Linked DNA regions of Homo sapiens: region 1 is linked to region 2. A link is an interaction called in ENCODE POLR2A ChIA-PET data of the cell type or tissue named here. Cell type or tissue: MCF 10A. All regions are shown on one strand.

Region 1 (4,000 bases), 180 kb after region 2:
GGCCAACAGATTGAGTGGGAAGCTCTGGGTTCAACTAGAAATGTTAATTGAAACAAACACAGAATCATTGTTGATTATGGTTTGGCTTAAGCCAAAAAGGTTAAGGAAGCTCATCTCTCCACTAAGAACCAAACAATGCACATAGCTACATTGTCCAGTATGTTTAAAGTCTCCATCTTTGTAGAGATAACAACTTTTTACATTAAAGTATTTGACCTCTTGCCACCAACTGACATTCAGAATTTATCCTAGGTAGGAATTCATTACATTTTGCAGATTCTACGACTTGAAAAAGTTCTTAGCTTGTCTCACGCTTGCAATCCCAGCGCTTTGAGAGGCCAAGGCAGGCGGATCACTAGAGGTCAGGAATTGAGATCAGCCTGGCCAAAATGGTGAAACCCTGTCTCCACTAAAAATAGAAAAACTAGCTGGGCATGGTGGCAGGCACCTGTAATCCCAACTACTCAGGAGGCTGAGGCAGGAGAATCGCTTGAACCCGGGAGGCGGAGGTTGCTGTGAGCCGAGATCACGCCACTGTACTCCAGCCTGGGTGACAGAGTGAGACTCTGCGTCAAAAAATAAATCTTAAAAAAAAAGGAAGAAAAATTTCTTAAAAGACATTTAGTCATTTTGATAATATAAAGCTTGTAAAACATGTAGCGCATAGTAAGAGCACAATAATGTGAGTTATTGACCTCTTTTCTTTTTCCTTTACTCATTGTAATTATCAAGTCCTCTTTAAATATTAGGTTTATTTTTAATGACCTCAAAATTCCTTTTTTGTCAAAAAGGTAGTTGTTAATAACTTTAAAATGCGATTCCAGCTTTAGTTCCACTAAGTTATGGGAATGGTCTCCAAATCATATATTGTATTAGGAACACGCTGTATTCAGAAATAATTGCGCCATTCTTAGTCACTGGGATGACTGTTTCTTCGTACAAAGGAAACCAGTCAAGACCACCTTGGGGTTAGTTGTACTGGTCATCATTAGCCAAGAAATGTTCAGCGCTGGATTTACAGATGCCAATGACATATAGCTTTATTTACTTATTTTATTTTTGAGACAGGATCTCACTCTGTCACACAGGCTGCAGTAGGTGGCGCAATGATGGCTCACTGCAGCCTCAATTACCTGGGCTCAAGTAATGCTCCCACCTCAGCCTCCTGAATACCTCGGACTACAGGTGAACACCACAGTACCAAGCTTATTTTTACATTTTGTTTAGGTCTCACTAGGTTGCCCAAACTGGTCTTGAACTCCCGAAATCAAGTGATCCTCTTGCCTTAGCCTCCCAAGGTGCTGGGATTACAGGCGTGAGCCACCACGCCTGCCAGCTTTATTAACTAACTCTGTTTAATAACTACTGAGCCATTCTATACACCCAACACTGATGAGGCCAAAAGAACCCCAACTACCCCACTGACACATCATGTAACTGCAGTCAATTTGTCTTCTTCTTGGAGTCTGAACTTCCAAATAACCATCAAATCCATCTAAGTCTACAATTCTGGTTCCATTCTTCTAAAATAATTCCTATTTTCAAAAAGTTCCACCATTCTACCCCTCCCCCATGTTCTCATCAGAGATACAGAGACCCTACAATACATCCTCTCGACACTGTCTTCAGTTCTAATGTGTGTTCCCAATCTCGTGGTCACTCTGCAGAGCTAGAACTGAGGAGCAGGATCATCTTAAGTGCTGGGAGATCTTTGGGGAGTATGCAAAATGTAGTCAATAGACCCTATGCCACAGAATCACCCGGGTCTTCATAGAAATCATTGAATAGATTCCTGGGGTTTTTCCCAATATGTATATTAAGAATCTAGTAGAAGGGGGAGCTTAGGATCTATATTTTTAACAAACTTTCCAAGTGATTCTTAAGCATATTAAAGTTTGAGAACTATTAGCCCAAACCCTATGTATATTTGTCTCAAAACCAATGGGGAAACAGAAAGGGTAGGGGGTGAGGGAAGCATAATATTATATTTTAAAATAAAATAAAAATCCGATTTCTTAGCGCCAATCTTCCTCAAGTTAAACTCCTCAATTAGCACAATTGTCCCACCTGTGGAATTTGACTCCGTCAAGTTTAATTCACCCTTCTCCTTCCTTGTAATTTTCTGTTGAGTTTCTCCTGAAAGGTTTTTTTTGTGTTCACTTAGCTTGCCCCTCATATCACTTCTAAACCTATATTATGTTTGAAAAATGCTTCAAAATAACTTATTTCTGAGCCCTTCTCTCACCGTACTTCAATTCCTACTCTCCCTTCTTCTGTGCCTAGATGGAAAATGGAAAGCTCACAAATTATTGCCTTATAAAGAACTAAATTGCTATGCTCAGTCTTAGCTGAGATAAGCTAGGTTCAACCAATCTTAGTAGCCCCGTAACATAGCAATTTTGGAAACAGGTTATCTCTTGTCCCCAAAAGTAGGCTCTTTCTCTGACCTTGAGGTTGTTCTAGATAACACTTCACAATAACGAAGTATCCAAACCTAAAATGTGATTATAACATCATCTGACTCAAGAGACCAGCCTTTGTAACAAGCCTTCAAGTTGTGTTGTATTTTTGTTTTGTTTTCTGTGCAGCCACCAGATAGTGAAATTTGGTCAATATAAGAAAGAACTAAATACTCTGATTTTATTTAACCTTCAAGAGGTCAAGAAACCAACTACATATAAGAGGATTCCTCCCACCGCATTGGAGGTATCACCTTCTCTGATGGCTAACTAAATAGACTGCATATTAATTTACAAGCTAATCCTAGAGATTTTATAATCTTCTGATTATTACAGTCTCTAAATACCCATAACCTGACAAAATAAATCAGTAACATTTAGAATCCCATGTCGCCAAGGGATCTGCCGAGATTTCATCTTAGGCAATCTAAATTGGGAAAGAATGTTCTATGGATCATTTTTCCAGGGATAACTTAAAGGAAAAGACATATTTGGCTAAATGTATTTATCACTACAACTTTATAATGTTAACTAGGAGGCTTTGGGTCAAAGACTACAATGAAAACGATTTTCTGAAAAATGTAGCCCATAGTTAAAAAAATAAAACCTCAGAGAAAGTTAAAAGAATGTCTTCCCATTAAGTAAAAATAGCTGAAGTATCATTCAGGACTTTTTAATCACATTTATTCACCATCATGTCCTCAGAATAGTCCTACAGAATAGTTGAAAACACAAAGATGCTGATCAATTGATATTTCTAGTACACGCCAAACAAGAACATGATGATTTTCTTGAATCAGGTTCCAACTAAGAAGACGAGAAAATTTCAACACGAAGGTGAAAATTCCAGGCATCTTACCTTCATAACCTCTGGAGCACAGATTGTCTGTGGTTCCATAGATCTTCCACCTGCTCCATAAACCCGATCCCTTGTAGAGCATAATATTCTTTTCTTGTCTGTTGCCGTAGTTAAAAAATAAATCTTCTCCTTTGATCCCCAAAAGTGTGTCATTTTTGCACTCCCATTTCTGAAATTCACTTTTTGAGTCACAGGCATAGAGAGTGATAGCAACCCAGTCCGTTTTTGATGGCACTCCCAGGCATAATTTAAATGCAACACTCATAATCTGAGATTCGGACACCCATCGGAATTTCTGTGATTCGGCATCCTGGTTGCAAGCTGCGGTTTGGACGGCACTGGGACTCACTGCATCCACGCAGCGCTTGTGATCTTCATTATAGATTAAAAATTGCCTGGTGTCTGTTTAAAAAGAAAGAAGCAGGAAAAGAAGAAGAAAGCAAGCATGGCTAAGTGGATTCATGTAACAAGGACGATCTTTTAGGTCAAAAGTTTCCAACTCTTCCATTTCCCTAAAGACTTAAGATTGCAGGAAAAGAGGTACTGATGACTGTGCCTGGGCCAGCTCTCTTCGAGGATCCCTGAAGCTGGAAGGAGAACCTGGACTGAGGGCCTGCCAAGGTACCAGCCCTCAGCTGGATGTTCTCAAAATGTCCTAGTTCACTGTGAGGAGTCTCATGCA
Region 2 (4,000 bases):
ATATGGTCTAAAAAGGGGGGGGAATGAATAATCCAACCCTTGTTTAGCATATCATGAAGAAATAACCATGAAAATGGGCAACCAGCAGCAATGGGGTTGCTCTGTCTATGGAGTAGCCATTCTTTTATCCTTTTACTTTCTTAATAAACTTGTTTTTTCTTTGCACTGTGGACTCTCTCTGAATTCTTTCTTGCACAAGATCCAAGAACCCTCTCTTGGGGTCTGGATTAGGACTCCTTTCCTATAACAGTTACCATGAGGAGTTAGGGGTGCTGCTGCATGGTGAGGAGAGAAGGAACACAGCTACAAATTCAGATTTCTTGGAGCATCTCTTGGTGCTTCTTGATGCCTGGTAACAATGGTCACCAGGCAACTAGAGGATACACAGCCTAACAAGGACAAAGCAGTGAACATTCAGATCCTTCATTGAAGACCTAAGTTGCCCCTCCCAGGGTTGGGTTGATGTAGATCAACCCAAGTGCTGCCTGGAGCTAAGGAGGATCAGGATTGGATGCTGGAGAGCAGAGATGAAGAATATCAACTATGGCCTCAGGGCCAGCAGGGTTTGGAGCTTCTTCCACTTATTGTTTTCTATGAAGTCTTTGTGGTATTTTGGCTGGCTACCACCACGAAGGGACTTGGGGAGAGATGGGTGTTAAGAGGAAAGGAGGGCATTTGAGGAGTGGAAGGGGCCAACCGTTAATGGACATCACACGTGTGCTATTTCAGATGCACTCAGCCCCATCTCTGACCCCAGTCACTGCTGCAGAGACCCATTCCAAGGAGGTGTTGATTGGTTTTGCAGAGTCTTGCCTCTGGTTCACACTGCATTCCTCTTTCTCCTGCCCTGGGCTTCTTTGATGTGATGGCTTGAGCCCCTTTCCAGGAATGCTCTTAGTACTCAGGTGTGTATAACCTGGAAGTGGAGATGGGGAGATAATGCTGGCAGGGCCAGTGTTGAACACAGGGACAAGAGCCTGTAGATAAAGCCTCTTCCTTTCCCAGGTAAACTATTCTGAGGCATATTTCTTGAGCCTCATCAGAAGGTCCTGTGTGATGGTGTTCCCATAGTCCTGGTCAACTTAATAAAAACACAGATGGTATTGACCTTTCTTCCTTCTCTGTTTCAGTTTGCCGGTCCTTCACTTCTGCTCCCTGGGATCACCTCCAAAATGACTTGCTTTCACCCTGTCCTTTGTCTTCCCAGCTGCTTTGAAGGAAACCCAGTCTAGGACACTGATCTTCATAACAGAGCATTAATTTCCTCTGGCCACCCAGAGAGGCATTCATTCTTAACTTCCTTTAGCCATGCTTCAGTGCAATTTGGAGTTAGTATACTTGAATAAGCCAATTCTACTTTGGAGAATTAAGTTTGGCACTTTTCCCCAGAAAGGACTTTCTTCTTTGCTGACCTCATTGCTAATGGCCTCATTTATGTCTCTAGTTCTTCTTCTTTTGGGAGTTTGAAATAACACACCCAATTTCTTTAAAACAAACAAACAAAGATCTAGCTAGTCTTTTCACATTAACCTTGTTCAGAAGGTACCTGGTCAATATCCAGGATTTAGCAATTAACTAGTATATTCCATCTAGTGTTCCCCTTTACCCCTTAGTTGCTGCATTTATTTTCTTTACTGTTTCAGAGTCTTTGCAACCTTGTTTTCTTCCCTTTAAATGACCGACTATTTTCTTTGGCATGGCCCCAGAGAAAACCAACAGTTAAACTTATTGCTATGTGAAAGAGCTGCGTTTGTTTAGAAGTTGCTCAGAAGGCCGTGAGAGCAAGCGACCTGGATGATAGGAAGTAGCCCCGGGAAACTCACAAGTATTTTTTTTTTTCCTGTCTTTCTGCCAGGATGCTGGTTTTTCCTCGGCTAATAGCCATTTGCAATAGGGTCAAGATTTATGCCAGCTGGAATCTCACAGGATATCAGTCACATTGCTTTCTTCTAAGCAATTGCTTATGCTTACAAGAAAAGGAGCAGGAACATTGAAAGGAAAATGACATACTTAGCTTAGGGTTCTGCATGACAAATGGCTCTTGATAACCTTCCCCCGTCAATTCTGGGAGAGTAGACAAAAGCAAAGAAAACAAATTGACTACAGACATCGACATTCATCCTACTTGAAGAGAGAACCAGTCTGTGTGAAAAACAGAGTAAACTTCAAAAGAATCCAGCAATTGCCCTGAACTGACCCATAAAGAGAAATTAGAAATCGAAAGTTGAAAATTAGGAAGCTCAAGAGTGAATCTGAGGACTGATGTGCTCCACACATTACCTTCAAGACTGTTTAGTTTAAACAAAGTATAGCTCATTTCATTAAATGGTGAGTGACTGTGGTTTCAAAGTCACAACAAAGCTGGAAATACAGATTTCTCAAGTTGAAAGAATCGCAGGATTCCATAACATTGACCTCAGGTTGGGGGATAGGTTCAGAAAAAGGGGTAAAATTTGCTCCACTTTATTTTTTTAAGTTCCGGGGTACATATGCAGGTTTGTTAAATAGGTAAACGTGTGTCACAGTGGTTTGCTGCACCTATCAACCCATCACCTAGGTATCAATCCTAGCATGCATTAGCTCTTTACCTTAATGCTCTCCCCACCCCCACCCTCCCCCGACAGGCCCCAGTGTGTGTTGTTCCCGTCCCTATGTCCATGTGTTCTTATCGCTCAGCTCCCACTTATAAGTGAGAACATGCTGTGTTTGGTTTTCTGTTCATGCATTAGTTTGCTGGGGATAATGGCTTCTAGCCTCATCTATGTCCCTGCAAAGGACACGATCCCATTCCTTCTTATGGCAGCGTATTATTCCACGGTGCATATGTATCACGTTTTCTTTACCCGGTCTGTCACTGATGGGCACTTGGGTTGATTCCATGTCTTTGCTATTGTGTATAGTGCTGCATGTATCTTTATAATAGAATGATTCATATTCCTTTGAATATATACACAGCAATGGGATTGCTGGGTCAAAATTTGCTCCACTTTCACTTTACTATCAAAATTAGAATGTTCTCAGAGCATCACAGATAATATATAAGAACATTTCTAAATATGGAAGGACATTTGGTGTTTACCTCATCTGCATGCATCTCATAAGAATTAAGAAAAACATCCGGAAACTCAGGAGCCTTAGAGTGGGGTTTAAAAATGGCAGGGTTTACTCTGAGAATCCCCTTACTAAGACTTAACTTCAACAACGCACTGCTATTCTGGTTCTATTAGCACAGGTTTCTGCCTCCTGTATTTTTTTCCTCATGAAATATTTCTTTTACTTCCAGGACAATGGTTGGATTCTGCTTCATTAGTAGTCAATCTCAATGAATCTGTTCCACATATTACCTTCAAGGTTATTTACTTTTTCTTCTCCAGGACACAGGTAATAACATATCTGACTTTTACACAGCCTGATTTCAGCCTTAAGTACCTCTTTTGTTAATTAATTTTATTTTTATTTGCCATATTCCAACCCATGAGAAGGGATAATCAATATGATTTTACCTTAAGATATTTTTAAAGTTGTAAACAAGCCCAATAGAGAGTGACCTTCAAAAAGACTTTTATCTTAAGGAGACCAGAATTTAAGAAGCAAGACAATGTGAAATTTCCCAGGTTCAATTCCCTCATCAGGTTATACAGAAAGAAAACTAATGACTGAGTTATCATTAAGGTCAGCAAGGACCTCTATAGGAAACATACGTTGCAATTTTAGAAACCAAATACTATAAAAATCTTCTTTCTCATTTCATCAGCGCAATTGTCCTTTTGGCAATTCAAACTTCAAAGACGTAATCATTATTTAAAAAACACATTTGGTTAATTAAGTCAAACAGTGATTTAATTCAATGACAAATTCAGTTGAATTATTTTCCATTGTATAAATAAAATAGCTGGCTATTTAACAGAACTTTCGCATTGTATAAATAAAATAGCTGGCTGATTGACAGAACTTTTCATTTTCAACTGGAAATACAGGCATCATATATAGGTACAAAGCT

The links. Peaks named below come from ENCODE experiments on the same cell type or tissue, not always from the same donor. Only the 100,000 strongest peaks of a DNase experiment are listed, where the experiment ranks them.
Region 1: POLR2A ChIA-PET joins it to region 2 with 5 read pairs; 2 of 35 experiments call an interaction of 5 or more read pairs at or near these places.

What each region holds. Positions count from the first base shown.
Region 1 is chr10:17,822,794-17,826,793 of GRCh38, reverse strand. MRC1 (mannose receptor C-type 1) reads right to left here. Exons shown (of 30, transcript NM_002438.4): 2 at 3,319-3,720. Among named protein-coding and RNA genes, the nearest start is that of MRC1, 15 kb to the right of the region's middle. In MCF 10A, no CTCF peak of the experiment used is centred here; no DNase peak of the experiment used is centred here.
Region 2 is chr10:18,003,692-18,007,691 of GRCh38, reverse strand. The region is part of intron 12 of SLC39A12 (solute carrier family 39 member 12); the gene reads right to left. It overlaps SLC39A12-AS1 (SLC39A12 antisense RNA 1), which reads left to right. Exons shown (of 5, transcript NR_038419.1): 4 at 3,284-3,381. Among named protein-coding and RNA genes, the nearest start is that of SLC39A12-AS1, 4.9 kb to the left of the region's middle. In MCF 10A, no CTCF peak of the experiment used is centred here; a DNase peak (open chromatin) is centred at 1,751.